Regions from separate parts of the Homo sapiens genome. Here region 2 is linked to region 1. A link is a contact called in ENCODE Hi-C or POLR2A ChIA-PET data. All regions are on one chromosome and are shown on one strand. Each heading gives the region's core, a stretch centred on a gene start or an enhancer-like site at or near the end of the contact. The rest is flanking DNA. Distances are from core to core; before and after follow the strand shown. Region 1 has its middle 15 kb from the start of LINC02116. Region 2 holds the start of CTD-2194D22.4 (a long non-coding RNA gene).

Evidence for each region. Hi-C counts contacts between places; a loop is a spot of excess contacts on that map. ChIA-PET counts read pairs that join two places held with the same protein, here RNA polymerase II (POLR2A). Pooled maps may share reads with other maps.
Region 2: a loop to region 1 is called in a map of Right ventricle myocardium inferior, with 2.0 times the contacts of the local background. The contact joins the promoter of CTD-2194D22.4 here to the enhancer-like site in region 1. A Hi-C loop is called at or near these places in 1 of 168 maps with a recorded cell type or tissue (Right ventricle myocardium inferior) and 3 of 50 pooled maps. POLR2A ChIA-PET finds 5 or more read pairs at or near these places in 1 of 52 experiments (WTC11).

Annotation. Positions count from the first base shown.
Region 1 is chr5:1,837,717-1,845,599 of GRCh38, reverse strand. No RefSeq gene overlaps it. Among named protein-coding and RNA genes, the nearest start is that of LINC02116, 15 kb to the left of the region's middle. RefSeq lists enhancers at 3,826-4,813, 2,922-6,413. Within about 2 kb of position 4,171, at least 3 of the 41 ENCODE cell types and tissues checked have a DNase peak (open chromatin) inside an H3K27ac peak, as active enhancers do.
Region 2 is chr5:1,883,571-1,891,453 of GRCh38, reverse strand. It overlaps CTD-2194D22.4 (a long non-coding RNA gene), which reads right to left and starts at 4,123. Exons shown (of 4, transcript NR_109912.1): 1 at 4,085-4,123; 2 at 3,172-3,241. IRX4-AS1 (IRX4 antisense RNA 1) reads right to left here. Exons shown (of 2, transcript NR_183257.1): 2 at 6,805-6,974. It also overlaps a transcript of IRX4 not described here. RefSeq lists enhancers at 1,349-2,149, 5,730-6,263, 6,813-7,665.

The sequences.
Region 1 (7,883 bases), core at 2,922-5,421:
GAGACAGAGAGAGATAGAGAGATAGAGACAGAAACAGAGATAAAGATGATAGAGATAGAGACAGAGATGGAGACACATATAGAGATAGAGAGAGATATAGAGATAGAGACAGAGACAGATATAAAGACAGAAATAGAGATAAAGATGATAGAGATAGAGACAGAGATGGAGACACATATAGAGATAGAGAGAGATATAGGGATAGAGACAGATAGAGATAGGGATGGAGACAGATAGAGATGGAGACAGATATAGAGATAGAGAGAGGTTAGAGATAGAGATAGAGACAGATATAGAGATAAGGATGATAGAGAGAGAGACCGAGATAGAGATAGAGATGGAAACAGATATAGAGATAGAGAGAGGTTAAAGATAGAGATAGAGACAGAGATAGAGATAGAGATAGGGATGGAGACAGATCTAGAGATGGAGATAGATATAGAGATAGCGATAGAGACAGATATAAGACAGCGATAGAGATAAGGATGATAGAGAGAGAGACAGAAATAGAGATAGAGATAAATAGAGATGAAAGAGGTAGAGACAGAGACAGAGATAGAAAAAGAGAGAGAGGTGTAGGGGTAGGTGTGGATATATTAATACAGGTATAGCTGTAGGTATAGATGCAGGTGTTAGTTTAGGTGCAGGTGTAGGTGCAGGTGTAGGTGAGGTGTCGGCATAGGTGACATAGGTGTAGGTGTAGATGTAGATGTAGGTGTCTGTATAGGTGTAGGTATAGATATAGACAAAGGCATAGCTATAGGTATAGATGTAGATGTAGGTGAAGGTGTAGATATAGGTGTAGATACAGGTGGAGCTATGTGCGTAGGTATAGATGTAGGTATAGGTATACATGTAGGTACAGATACAGGCATAGATATAGATGCAGGTGTAGGTATATGTGTAGGTGTAGAGGTAGGTATATATATAGACATATAGATATAGATGTAGGTGTAGGTGTAGATATACATACAGGTGTAGGTACAAGTGTATGTATAGGTGTCGGTGGAGAAGTAGGTACAGGTGCAGATATAGACATACAGACATAGCTGTAGGTATAGGTGTAGGTACAGGTGTAGGCGTCCGTGTAGACGTAGGTACAGGTGTAGATATAGACATATAGACGCAGGTGTATACACATACAGACACACCTACTTATAGAAAGTGGAAAGTGTGGGTTAAGTTACCATGGGATGATTATTAATGCACTAGAGCGATGCTACTGTTTTGTGGAGAAATCTGTTCCCGTGTCTTAGTCTTTTCAAGAAACACTGGCTTCCAGCAAACAGCACCTGGGACATGGGAGTATGCAGAGCCAGGGAATTCCCTGTCGTTCATTTTCCATGTTTCCAGAACATGGTTAGAACTGGGCACACACCTGGAGATTGAAGGGTCTCCATGGGTAGCTTGAAGGGATGAAGGTGTGTAGGTCATTGTTTCCAGAACCATCCAGGGTTCTGATCTATGATTCGTGTGGGATTCGGGAGCAGGCGCTAAACATTTGTGTGTCAGCACTTATAGCTGCCAAACAGAATTCATCAACTGTGTTTCCTGCTTTTATTTCACCTTCATATGTGATCTTCAAAATATCAGTATATTTTGGCTGGGCTGGGCACGGTGGCTCATGCCTGTAATCCCAGCACTTTCGGAGGCCAAGGCGGGTGAATCACCTGAGTGTGAGACCAGCCTGGACAATGTGATGAAACCCTGTCTCTACTAAAAATGCAAAAATTAGCCAGGCATGGTGGCAGGCGCCTGTAATCCCAGCTATTTGGGAGGCTGAGGCAGGAGAATTGCTTAAACCTGGGAGGCGGAGGTTGCAGTGAGCTGAGATCGCGCCACTGCACTCTAGCCTGGGTGATAGAGCGAGACTGTGTCTCAAAACAAAACAAAACAAAAAAAACCCAGCATATTTTACTTTACACAAAATAGGTGTTGTGTGTCTAAGTGATGCTTATACGGGGAGAACGCGAGATGGTGACCGGCAGGATCTCTGGAGGGTGGCACTGAGGAACCAGAGAGCTCCCAGGAGACGAGGCATTTCCCACCAACGTGCCGAAGTCCTGCTTTTCTAATTGAGGCATAACTTTAAAAGCAAAGATTCTCAAGGGAAAAGGGGAAAAAACAAATCACCATTTTAGGAGCACATGGTATAGAGTTATCAGGTGAAGCCTGCAGAGAAAATAATAATCATAAAGCATTTCCAGTTGAAATCCATGCTTTACTGCATTTCTGGCCTCCCCTCTGTCTGCAGCCACAGAGGTTGCACTTGGTTTTCTGGGGTTCTTGTTCCTGTTTTTCCCACTTGTTTACGACCCACCCACCCCCAGCACATATCACAACAGACACGAGGGTCCTGAGTTCACGACCCACTCACCCCCAGCACACACCGCAACAGACAGGAGGGTCCTGAGTTCACGACCCACTCACCCCCAGCACACACCGCAACAGACAGGAGGGTCCTGAGTTCACGACCCACTCACCCCCAGCACACACCGCAACAGACAGGAGGGTCCTGAGTTCACGACCCACCCACCCCCAGCACACACCGCAACAGACAGGAGGGTCCTGAGTTCACGACCCACCCACCCCCAACACACACCGCAACAGACAGGAGGGTCCTGAGTTCAGTTCACGACCCACTAACCCCCAGCACACACCGCAACAGACAGGAGGGTCCTGAGTTCAGTTCACGACCCACCCACCCCCAACACACACCGCAACAGACAGGAGGGTCCTGAGTTCACGACCCACTCACCCCCAGCACACACCGCAACAGACAGGAGGGTCCTGAGTTCACGACCCACTCACCCCCAGCACACACCGCAACAGACAGGAGGGTTTTTAGTTTTAAAATATCTTGCTCTTCCTATGGCCGTGAAGTATTTGCACAGTGATTTTCGTATTATTACAGGGGCTGACTCAGCTGCTCTTTGACGTGCAAATAGCAAACACGTTTCTTGATTCACTGGAATTGCCGCCTTTTCCTGAGTGGAGATTTCTGAAGGTGATGCACAGGTTTGTATTGGTGAGAAACACCTTTTCCCCCTTGTTGCCTATCAGGGCATCATGTTTTCTGTTATTTTGGTAAGTGTTTAAACTAGAATGGAATTTAGAAGCTAGAAAACTTCTCATTAAAAGATTATAAATCACGGGCCGGGCGTGGTGGCTTGCATTTTCTACCCCGAAAAATTATTTCACTTTGGCAACACGTGTAGATATGAGCAATAAAATGTGCCTTATACAAATATTGTCAAAGTGCATTTATGGTGATATAAAACCCTGTTGTAATTCTAATCAGTAACATTAAGTCACTCGTATTGTGGAGTGAAATTCAAGGATGAATTATGCCCCTCAAGTGTGGGTTGCTTAATAAAATAGAGTGCATTTTAGTGTGCTTCCAAACTGCCTGAAATTCAGATGAGGCAAAGTCTTTCCCACCCACCCTGTAGCTCCCTGAGTGCTTTTCATGTAAACATTAATACGTGGGGACTCGCGCTGCTGCGCCTTCAGAAAGTCATCCTTAATGTGGTGCAATTGTATTGAACTGTCCACTCTGCTATTAAATCAATCACAGGGAATTACAAAGCAATGATTATCTGGGAAAATTTCAGCTTTCTGATTCTTCCCATCAAATGAAACAGCAATACTGTTCCTGGGGCTCCGTGGGTCTGCGTTTGGGATGAGCAAGTGGAGATTCTCTTAGTTTTTTTATATGCAGGTGATGTTTGTTCACAAATGAATGAAGAAAAAATTCATGAATGAAAAAACGAATGAAGAAAAAAAGTTTCCCCCCCTTTTTTTTTTTGGTTAAAGAAGAAGCCACATCCGCCTTTCTCATATTCTTGGTGTTACCTGGAAAATGAGATAACCCAGATTTAACTAAACCCAATGAGAAGCTGATTCTGCCAATCTGATTCTGCCGATTGCCCGGCAACGTGATTTCTTGTGTCCATCATTATTTTAAACTGCATGTCTAAATAAAACAGCTGGTCTTCTCCTTACTCCCCAGTGGCAAGAGGCTCCCCTCTCCGGGTCTCCAGGCCCTGTCTTGCATGGTGGGTGTGTGGCTCGGCTGTGCCTCTGCATACGTGGAGACCGTCCAGGCCCTGGAGCAGCGGCTGCCCAGCCTGCAAGTTCCTTTCAGAAGCAAAGGCACGTGAGCGCTCATGCATGCCCCAGGCCGGCACAGCTGGGTGTCTGGGAGCCGCGCAGGGATGGCGCTGACAGGCCAGGCCAGTGCCCCAGTCCAGGCTGTCTTCGCAGGGCCCTGCCCCTGACCACTCAGGAAGGCTGGAAGCTGCTCCCACCAGGCGACCCTCTATCTCCTCTGGGTGACAACACTCCCCTCTCGGCTTCTCCAAAGGTCAAGCCAGATAACCCGGGGCCCGGTGCCTTATCTGCACCCTCCCCCTCCTGTCCCCTGAGGAGGGACAGAGTGCAGAGGGGCCTCCTCAGGGAGCCGGCGCTGGGGATGAAGCGTGAGCCTCAGGTCCTCAGTCCTCAGTGGGAGTCGGCCCAGGGCCTGCGGAATCCTCAACTCAGGGGTCGCCAGGCCCCGTGTCCTTGCCTCTCCCTGCGTCCTTGCCTCCCAGTCCCCGTCCACACAAAGTCACATCACTAATTCACGTGGCACCGAATGAGGAAGCAGGTGCAGGTGGCTTTCCTGGAAATGGGGATCTCAGATGCCTTGGGGCGATGTCTCCCCACAGTGGGGCCAGTTTGCCTGCCAGCTTCCCACGTGCCTGTGTGTCCGGCTGGCCTCACTCCTCCCAGCTCCGGCAGGCCTCGGGTTGCCTTGCTGTCGCCATGCTGGCCTATCTCTGCCCATCTTTTTGTGAGTGTCTTCTTCCTGGATGTCTCTGTGTCCACACTCCCCTCGTGTGAGGACACTGGTCTTATTGGATTTAAGGCCCCACCAGTCCCAGTCGGTAGGGCCTCATCTTACCTTGATTACATGGGAAACAGCCATGTTGCCAAGTGAGGCCACATTACAGGCCCCAGGTGGATGTAAATTCTGGGGACACTATCCACCCAGAGCAGGTGCCGACACACTCGTCCCAAGGCCTGGCGAGCCCGACGCCCTCAGCTCAGTCCACCTTCAGGTCTTGGGGCTGTCATCTCTGCCCCCCTCCTGAAGGCCTCAGCAGGGCTGGGGTGCACACAGGGCCAGGACTCTGCCACGGAGCAGCAGTGCCTGCTAGACGTGGGGCACCCCCTCGTGCCATGCCTCACCCAGGACCATCTGGGCCATGTTCAGTCCCTGAGCAGCAGGAGTTGGCACCAGGGCCTGGGTCTGTGGTGTCAGCCCCCTGCCAGGTGGTGAGGAGCCATCTTCCCCACAGAGGAGGCGGCTCCAGCTCCCCGGGGCTTCACGTGGGACACCGCAGGGGGAAGGGCTCAAGAAGTCGCCACCTGCGTGGCTGTCTGGGCTGCGCGGCGGTTCCCTCCAGTGATGTGCAGGAAGATGGAGGGTTAATGCCCGCGGACGGCAGCTCTTTCACGGCTCCAAGTTGTGTGTGACCCAGACTCGGGAGCACAGCAGGGAAATCAGGAGCCGGTCTTGTCCCAACATTAGAGAGAGTGAGGAAGATCATGGATTAATTAAATAAAAGACTAAGCAGGACAAACCTTTGAACAGGAGGCATAACATTTAAGAATAAAACCAGCGCGGACGGGTAAAGGTCGGAGAAGATCAAGTAAGGTGCTAATAGTTGCACTTTTTCCATTTTCCTATCGATCAATATTACATTTTTTCCAAGCTAAAATGCAGTCGCAGAGTTATTGCTGACCTTTTCCTCACCCTTCCATTGTGTATAAAATCACAGCAAAATAACAAACGACTTTATAAGCCACAGAATTTTTCTGATCCAAACCCCTCAGGTGAGCTAAGATCTCCCTCAAAATCTCTTTCTTTTAGAAATAGGAGGAATGGGCTTCTCTCTGCTAATTTGCTGCTGGAGAACACTTGCCTTTAAAATAAATCACCGTTTAAAAACTGGTTTCATCATCTCCGCCAGCCACGCTCAGAGGATGGTCGTGCCATCCTTTCTGAGTGTTGACTGCGTGGTTCTAGAAGGCCGGGTCTGATCTCACACAAATGTAGACATCGTACCCACGATCAATGCTTTCGGAAGCAGGGTTATGAGTCCATGCTTTGTCAATCGCAGTTGATCAGATCATGCTTTTTCTGTCGGAGAAAGTATTTAGGTCACTGTCCAAAATACTTCTTAGGAGCTGCAGAGGAAAAGTCCCGCGCAGAGAGGAAAATCCACACGAAACCCGTCTTCAGAGTCGCGTCCTGGGCCAGGCTTTAGGGGAGAGACTGACCCACAGGCCAGACACACGACCATCTGCTCATTTCCACGGAAGCTGAGCTTGCTGGCTGTGGTCGTCAGGGAGTCTTGGTGGAAACCGTGCACGGGGCGTCCGCATCACGTGATCCCAGGAGAACAGAAGAGGGAATTGCGGTTTAAGATCCAAACAAGTGGCAGGGCACAGCGGCTCACGCCTGTAATCCCAGCACTTTGGGAGGCTGAGGCTGGCGGATCACCTGAGGTTGGGAGTTCGAGATCAGCCTGACCAACACGGAGAAACCCCGTCTCTACTAAAAACGCAAAAAAATTAGCCACGCGTGGTGGCGGGTGCCTGTAATCCCAGCTACCTTGGAGGCTGAGGCAGGACAATTGCTTGAACCCGAGAGGCAGAGGCTGCGGTGAGCCGAGATTGCACCACTGCACTCCAGCCTGGGCAACAAGAGCGAAACTCTGTCTCAAAAGAAGAAAAGAAAAGATTTAGATTTTAAGTTTTTTAGTGATTGACCTAATCTAGAAACTGTCCCTGTTACAGGACAGACTCGAGTGACTGGATTAGCAGAGCTCATAGTTTGCGGCGCCTTTGTGAACTGTACGGCACTGTCCACAGCAGGCTTTTCTGTGGGTGCTCAGTATGATTCTCACACGAGCAGCCGGTGAACTGAATTCCCACACACTAGGATCCAGTCCATTAACACGAAGCCTCTCCTATTTTGAAGTTAGTATAATATTTTCAAGAAGGCAGGTTAATTTTTTTTAATACTGTATTCATTTAGTTCTGCTTAAAACTAATGAGGAGTTCCAGTAATCATTTATCTTAAGTAATTTTTTAAAAATGTATACATGCAAGCATAGCTTGCCAAGTAGATGTGGCTGTTAATTGGAATTTATATTTGCACTTCAGGACTCAGGATTGGGTTAAAAGGTACATTTTGCTAATTACAGTGGGTTCAAGGTGTTTGTTGCGCAGAATCCTGAGCCGTGGCTGGATGGCCCTGCGGCAGTGTGAGTGACAGAGCAGCATATCCACAGGTTCACCCCCAGCAGCGAGGGGACCTGCCCAGCTCCGGAGAGTTGACAGAGAGCTGAAGCAGGAACGGGGCTGGGTCCCGCCGCAGCCCCTAGTTCAGTCCAGGTGGGACCCTCCCAAGGCTGTGGGGAGGGAGAGTGGGGGCTGGGAGACAAAGGGCAGGTGGGTATTAGTGAGCGCTGAGTCCTGGGGCAGGGCTGGAGAGGTCTGGAGCCATTTGGGTTCTGAGATAATGCAGGAGTCCTCCCCTCACCCACATGCCTCCTCTTTCCTGAAGGGTTCCAGGGACAGCCTCCAGGAAAAGCCAGGCCAGGAGTGGGGAGCGAGACCCTGGGCCTCTGCATGCCAGTGTGGGGGCGGCTCACTCTCCAGGCTCCTGTGGGTGAATCTGAAAAGAGGAGCCCCTTCCCTCCAGGGCTCAGAGCCCTGCAGGCCCCGCCAGAACCCCGAGCAGGGAGCAAACCACCCGCTGGCCCTAGGGAGCCTCTCCCCTCCCGGGGGAAGACTGGCTGACCCCTGCAGGCCCAGGCAGCTGGAGG
Region 2 (7,883 bases), core at 2,874-5,373, 46 kb before region 1:
ACAATGCCGTGCTGTGGCAGGACAGGACTAGTATCAGAGAACTCAGCCTGAGGGCGGCACCCAGGCCCAAGTTCCTGGGGCTGACGGAGGTCACCCTTAGGAGGGCTCTGCCTCTTCTTCTCTCCTATTTACGTACTGACCCATGAAGATGCTACATGGTGTCTTGTCACCTTCTATTTATTAAAGTACATTTTGCATCCAAGTACTAGAGAATCGTTCATGTCAGTAACAGCCCTCAGGAAGCAGCGATGCTGTTTCTCATTTCTGCTGTTTCTCATACATTCTCATTTCAGGAATGTAACCTCCCTGCAAATTCCAGGCAGGAGACCCCATTAGCTCCCAGGTTTCAGGGCCTCTCCTACATCTATAGTTCGGTATTTTTGAGGTTCCTACGACATATAGCAATATGCAAAGAGTAATTGCATTTAAGATACACTTATACATTTCTTCTCTACCTACTGAAGGTTTTCTTAATGCTACATCAAATAATTCAAAACAATATTCAAGTCACTTGGCAGTCGTACATACTGCTGCCTTTTTCTACAATTTAAAATAACTTAATCTCATGTGGATGTCTCTTCTAGCTGGGGTTCTCGTGATTTGAGGTTGTGCCAGGTAAACATTTCAAATTTAAATATACAGACTGCAGACACTGCTGGAACTAATAGCCTTTCGCTTTTAATAATGAGGCCTTCTTAAAATTGCTGATGCATTTCAGTATTATGGACACCGTTTCTTCATCCCGAAAAGAGGAGAAATAAATAACTTCTCAACTTTTGCTCCCTTGGCCTCATTCCAGCCTCACAAGGACAGGACAGCAGGAGAAGGAGAGTGAAAGGGGCTCAAGCTCCCACCCCTGGCTAGCCACTGGTGGTCACTCTGCAGCAGCCATGCGCACCACTGATCCTTGGCCACACAGCGCCGTCTCCACCCAGATGCCACTCTGCTTGGGAAAGAAACTCACTGTGTCTGCCCTTGTGCTGTACAAGGCAGGCTGCCCCTGCAGCACTGGCTGGGCCCCAAGGCTGGGGACCCCCTGAAGCAGCCAGGAGCTCAGGGAGCTTCCAGAGATGAAAGACACTGTTGTCCACGCCACACCCCTAGGGAGCTACATCCTGCAAACACTGCCCTTCTGCTGTCAGGACCAGCCTTCCAAGGACAAGAGCATCTCTGTGAACTAGTGCCCAGGATGCTTTGGAGACCATCCTCACTTCAGACAGGTTTCCCAGGCCTCCCCCTTGGCCTGGGGAAGGGCCTCCTTCCCCTCCTGGGTCTCTGGAAAGGGTGGAGAAGATGAGGCTGTGGGGCTCTGGGTGACAACAGGCACCGGGAGCTATGTTAGGACCACGCCTCAGGACAATCCTGGATGGCGTTCTCCACCCCAGATGCCTGTGCATGCTACAGCAGCATCCAGGTGAGGAGGAGGAGGCGGCAGCGTGGCCAAGCCCTGGGGGCACAAAGACTTCTATTTCAGATTGCACTCTGGGGGCCCTGCCAGCAGGAAGAACAAAAGAGGGATTGAAAGAGGATCCATGGGGGGAGCAGGATACGGAGCAGAGGCCAGGCACAGCCGGCCCTGGAGGACACTCCCCTGCAGGGGTGGCCCAGGCTGCAGACAGACTTTCTGGATTGATTGCTCGCTTGGAGGCCCCAGACAGATGTTCCCTGCCAGGCCTCCTGGCCAAGACCTGGGAATTTCCATCCTTTCCTCAGAGCGCCTGGAAACTCAGCAGGAGGGTGGGGGCAGCTCCCCTGCCCTCAAGGTCAAGGGCTGAGGGGCAGAGGGCAGCTGCAGATGCCCATGGTCGCTTGAGTCATGAAATCAGGGTAAGGTCAGGCCTGGCAGTGTGCAGAGGACCTGTGCTGAGGATGGAGCACCAAGGTGGGGGAGGACACAGCTGGCCCTGCCCTCCAGGGAAGGGGACAAAGTCACACACGGAGCCTCGCTAGGGATGGGAGGCGGGGTTGTTTCAGAGGATGCCTGACAGTCTCTGAGCTACGAAGATCCTAGCAGTGAGCCCTTTCTGGGGGGTGGTGACCCTGAGCTCCTCATCTGTGGGCTTCAGGGCCTCTTAGCCACTGTTGCTGCTGTTGAAGAGGCCGCAGTGCCTATGAAAGGAGTTCATTGCGTGAAGTCAGGTTGGAAAGGCACATACGCTTTGCTTACACTGAGCCTTAACAAGAACCTAAGTCCACATGAGCTTGCAGGCAGTCCTGACGCACTGTCCCTGTTGGTCCCGAAGGGCCTGCCAAGATCAACAGTGCGGCACGGAGGGGCCTCCTCTCCCTTCCGGGGTGGAGCCTGCTGGGCCTCAACTTCCTTCTGGCTGGAATTGAAGACGCTCTCCCCACCTCCCAAGGAGGACGATTCCATCTGACACGGAGGGCACACCCGCTCGCTCCCGCCCATCTGTCCCCCACGCTTTGAAGCAAGCTGGAGGGTAGAAACCTAGAACCAGAGCCCCCTTCCCTGTGCCCCAGAGTCCGCCCATGGGCTGCACTGGTGACTCACACGCACGGTCCGCACCATGCCTCACGGCCCACTCCACCTCCCTGCTGCCAGAGCAGGCCAGAGACCAAAGCCTCGTCCTTCCCGGGGGAGCCCCTGGAGCTCTCGATCCAGCACCTGGGCTGGACACTCTGGGCCCTCTTCTTTCCCCGTGGAAGCCCCACGGGTGGAGGAAAAGAAGGATGAGCAAGGCTTGCAGACAAGGATGGTTCCCTGTGCAATGGGGAGGCAAGCAGAGGCCTGTTCCCTTTCCCGCAGCTACAGAGAGAGCTGAAGAAAACGATGCAAATAACTTTTTCAGAGATTGTCCAAGTCAACAAATCTCAAATGTCATTGCATGACCACAGATGACAAGAAACAAGTTCATGGTTCTTTGAAGTAAAAATGATGGAGGAGGAGGGTAGAATAAAGGAAGGAAGCAAATATATGTGAGGATTGCCCCAAATACCCCATGGCACTGCCCAAAAGGACATCCTCCAGGTAGGAGTGAGGCTGCCCTGCCCCGCACATCGCCACTAATGGGGGCAGCATGGGAACCAGGGGGCGCGTCTGCAGCCCCAGCCAGGCCAGTGCCTGGGAGAGTGGCCCTCTCAGGGCCCTAGTTCCTTCATCCCCCAGGAGCCCTGGGGCTGCATCATCCTCCAGTCCCTTCTGGCTCTGACCTGGGCAGCCGGTCACCTGCTGCTCCAGCTTCCCTTCGGGGCCTGTCTTGACCTCTGCAGAGCAGCGGCTCTGTGGATGACAAACAGACCTGTGCCCGGCTGCGGGGGCGAGGTGGCGGGGGCAGGGTAGGGGCCCCCCAGCTCCCTGAGGGAGGGGCAGGGCAAGCTGCACGCAGGCGCACCTTCCCTGACTGGGTCCTGGCCTCAGGCTGCAGAAGCGGAAGACCCTCCAGCCCTAGTCTGACCCCAGGCCAGAGGTCCAGCCCCCATGCCCTCCCCTAACCCTGGCGGCTGGGACCAGGCTCCCCACCAGGGCATGCCCCCCTTAGCCCGGGCAGGTCACAGACTCATTGGTCCTCGGGCGGCTTATCACCGTGGTCCATTCGCGCCCACTTGCCCGGGTCCTGGTGCCCGGACCTAGGCTTTGCCCCTGCCACAGCCTGCTGTTTTGAGAGTGAGCCGGCTAGGGACTAGCGTGGGCACCAGGAGAGAACCCAGAACTGGGCCGCTTAGCACGGAGGGGCTTGGGAGAGGGGCAGGGGAAGAAAGGCAGGACCTGAGCGCCCTGCAGCCAATTCCGAGGGTTGGCTGGAGCAGCAGCCTCGCCCTCCACAGGCCTTGGGGGGTGGGGGAGGGGGGAAATACTAAGACCTCGGAGGGAAACCGGGCCGACGACAAGGGTGGCTATTTCCGGGCTCTTCGCGCCCGGCCCAAGCGTCCCTGGGTGGGGCAGCCCAAACGGGGAGAGGGGCCCCGTGGGCCGAGGGCCCGAGGCCGCAGCGAGCTTAGCGTTTGGCCAAATCTGGCTCGCGCGCCTTCCCACTGTCCTGTTAGGGCTGTGTGACCTCCCGGAGCCCTACGTCCCCGCCCAAACAGCTCCCAGCGCCCCTGCTGGCACCCGGGGCGCCCTCACCCCAGCTCCTGCACCCGGCGCGCCGCGCGCAGACCGGACGGAGGGGAAAGTTGGCAAGAGCGCGGCGCCCGCGGGAGAAAGCGTTAATGGGCGGCCGGGTGGGAGCAGCGCGCTCGCTCGCCCACGTCACGCCGGTGCGGGCTCGGCTGACGACCGCGGCGCCTGGGGACGCCGGCGCGCTCCGCTCGCCAGGTGCTCCGCCTGGAAATGTCTCCATTAGTTGTCGCCGGCTCCCCGCTGGAGCGCGCGCGCCGAGCTTCCGCGCGGAGCCCTCGCGGGCTGCCGGGAGCGGCCCAGCGCCACCGCAGGTAGGTGAGGTCCCCCGCTCCCGCCCCCGCCCCGGGGTTCCGAGACCCCTCCCCCCTTCCGAGGAGGCGGAGGCTCCGCGCGGCCGCCGAGGGGAGCGGGCGGCGGCGGCTGCGGCGACTCCCCGGTGCGTCCCGGGCTGCGAGCTGCTCCCCGCGGCCCCGGCAGCCACACGGCGCGGGCGGGAGCTTCCCCAGCTCAGGTAGGGAGTGGGCTCCGCCGCACAAACTTTGCGAGGATTGCTCTTGCGCTTAAGGGGACAAAGTTTGCTACCCGTCGCTAGGCTCTCCAGAGGCCGCTGCGTTTGCTGCAAGTTGCGGGAAGCAGGGTGCGCGGGCCGGCGCGGGGCGGGGGGTGGGGGGCTCGGAGTGGCCAGGCCTGAGTCCTGGACGCCCGGACGGCGCTCCGTCCAGCCTCAGGCCGTACCCAGGGAGCAAGCGGCGGGGGCGCAGCGGGAGAGAGGAGGGAGAGGGCCGCGGGCCCCCATGGAGGGCGGTTGGGAATCCAGAGATTCACCGCTTGTCCCTGTGGCTCCTTCTCCTACCACTGGCTCCGAGGGGGCCTCGGGGCTGTGAGGAAATGACCTGCCAACCTCGAGGTTCGCCAGTGCGGCGTCAGCGACCGTGAGGCCTCTCAAACCCACACCCCAGCCGGGTGTCCCGAGCGGTGGGCGGGCACAGGCGCCCCCAAGGTCTCTGGCCCCAGGTCTCAGAAAGAAAGGCCCTTGCCTGGTGCCCCGGGCTCCCGGCTTCGCCTTTGGCTGGAGTTAACTTCTCTGGGCTGGAAGGAGCTCCCTCCGGACGAGCTCTTGGTGCGGGGAACTGGTGGCCCCCAGGGTAACTCCTGAAGCACCAGGGCTAGGCTGGCCGAAGAAGGGTCAGGGCCCGGCCTGTCTCCCCGGAGGCCTTCCATGGTTCCGACGGCCAACGGTAACCCCGTCAAAATAGGCGACCCGCCTGCGCTTCGCGTTAGGGGCTGACCATCCCCTGCCTCCCCTGCGGCCTGCTCCGGCCCTGGTCCTCCGCTCTTCGGAGCGCTCCAGGCCAGCGGGAGCACCTCATCTCCCCGAAGCTGAGCCGGTGCTGTGTACTCCGGGAGCCGGCTGACTTCTGGCCCACCTGCTCACGGGTGTATTTAGTACCGGGGGTCCCTAGAGGGAGGAAGGCTCAGCACTCCGAGTCTATGCAGACGCGTTCAGCTGATACCTGAGATGCTGAGCGTCCTATCGTTGGTGAAAGGGACACTGGGTGCCTCCGCTCCAGGCTTGGCCTTTTGGTGAAGGCACTTGGAAAATATTCCAGTATTATCTATGGGAGAAGGGTGGCCCAGTGAGAATCCCCGGTTTGGGCAGGCGGGCCTAGGCCAGGCTACAGGGTTTCAGTGAGATGTCCCGGTGGTCGCCAATCCACAGGCTGGATTGACCCTGTGTCCTGGAATGAGTAGTGGGGCCTGGGTGAGGCCGGGCGGGTCAGGAGGCCTCCTGGGCAGTTGCGAGCTTCCCGAGGCAGGGTGACTGTGACTGGGCCCGGACCCCAGGCGCTGGGGCCTGCTGGCGGGCAGGAAGTGGAGCGTGTGTGTGCGGCGGCCTGGGAAAGCCGATTCAGAGGCCAGGTTTCTGGGTCACGGAGAAAGGGTCGCCCGCTGGTGGGGACTGGAGCGTCGATTTATGCACACAGGCTGGAAAGGCAAAAGAGAACAGGAGAAGGTGGCGGTGGTGGTCAAAGGAAGCCCCCGAAAGGGCCCCCACGTACTGGCTGCCCTGGGAAGTGGAGGCTGCTTCTCCCAGACTCTGCTCAGAAGATGAATGGCCGCCTGTTCTGGGGCTTCGGCTCCAGTTAAGCCCCGCCGGGTCTGGAAGGAAGGAAATGCACCAGCCTCAGGTCTGGGTGGGCTGAGCTGTTGCACTAGAGCCCAGAGGTGCAGGGCATAGGTGGCTGGGCCCCTGGGCCCTGGCTCTCCCCCTCAGCCGGCGGAGTGCTCACAGTCGCCGAGGCCAGGTCCCCGAGTATAGGTGAGGAAAGGACAAGCCACAGCTGAATGCCTCCCCTCTGGGGGTCTCTACTCCCCATCCCAGCCCTTGGCCCGGCTGGGCTCACACCCCTCCTTCAGCCGGGCCTCATTACCTGGAGAGAGCGAGTAGTTTGTAAACAATAAATAATGGGAAGTAGAAGGATGCTCGGGAAAAACCAGAAAACTGCAAGGAGTGGGGAGGAGGGAGGGTGGGAGAGGGGAGGAAGGAGGGTGGGGGAGGGGAGGAGCAGGAGGAGAGGGAAAGGGGTTGAGAGATTCATTTCTAGCGAGAAACCCCGGTGGCTAGTTTCTTATTATTTACAGGAAGGTGATATTAGCGATTCAGGTGAGAAAGAAAGAAACGCGGCCTGCCGCGAAATCAATACAGAATTCAGAAACAATTATTAATGTCATTTGACTCGTGTTCTTTATATATTTCTCGCGGCTACCGACGCTAAACTGTCTGAATAATTTGCATGGAGCGGCTATTCATTATTTCCGATGGTTTCCCTCTGCAAGCAGCTCGGACGTGGCCCGCTCCGGTCCAACGCGATCGGAGAACTCGTATTTTCATCTGTAAATTAAAGCAATTACGCAGCAGATATTATATGATGTGTACTGTGGTCTCCAGATAGTCATCAATCACCTTCAACCGAGCTGTCAAAAGAGCAGGCAGATTTCGTTTCTGGGAGGCAGGCTTGCAGCTGGGGAGAGGGCGAGGACGTCATCATTAATTAGAGGGTGACCCTGGGGCGATTCACAGGTCTGAACCCAGGAATCTTTCTGAGCAAGTCTGCACAACGCTGCCTTGCACGGCTTCCTTCCCAACTTACCACGGGAGGCCGGCCCAGGGGGCGAGGGCAACCGGGGCGAGTCCCGGTCCCGGAGGGCGATGGCGCAGAAGGCGGGGAACGGGTTCGGGATGGCCCGGGCGCCCCCTTGCCGCCCCCTTGCCGCCTGCTCACTGGCCTCCGCTTTGAACTTGGGCAAGGTCCCAGGGAGGGTACTGGCCGAGGGAGTCCTGGGGTGGGCGCTCGGTCCCCTCTTCCGATTGCTCCGTGCGCCCCAGACAGAAAGCTGGGCAAAATGGACAGGGGAGGGCGCCTCCGCCAGGCACCCAACGCCCCCTCCCTCGCAGCCAGCCCTGCGGGGCGCCGGGAGGGACGAGCTTAGCGGGAGGGGCCGGGGCCTGGGTTGAGGAACCTGCTCTTCCGAGCGCGCAGGGCCGCCCGGCAGTCCCCGGCTTAGCCGCGAGGGGCAGGGGGAAGCCGGCGGAGCACGGCCGGCGGAAAGGGGATCGGGGAGGAAAGTCGGGGAGGCGAGGTGGGGGCGGTGGGCTGAGCGGGAACTTAAAAGACCGCGGTGGAGAAGATGGGGCGTTCTCCGCGACACTCGGCTGCCCAGAGGTGCAAAGCCGGTGGGCGCACGCCCGGGGCGGCCCTACAGCCCTCGGGCCGCCAGTCTCAGGGTGTCGGGCTCCAAC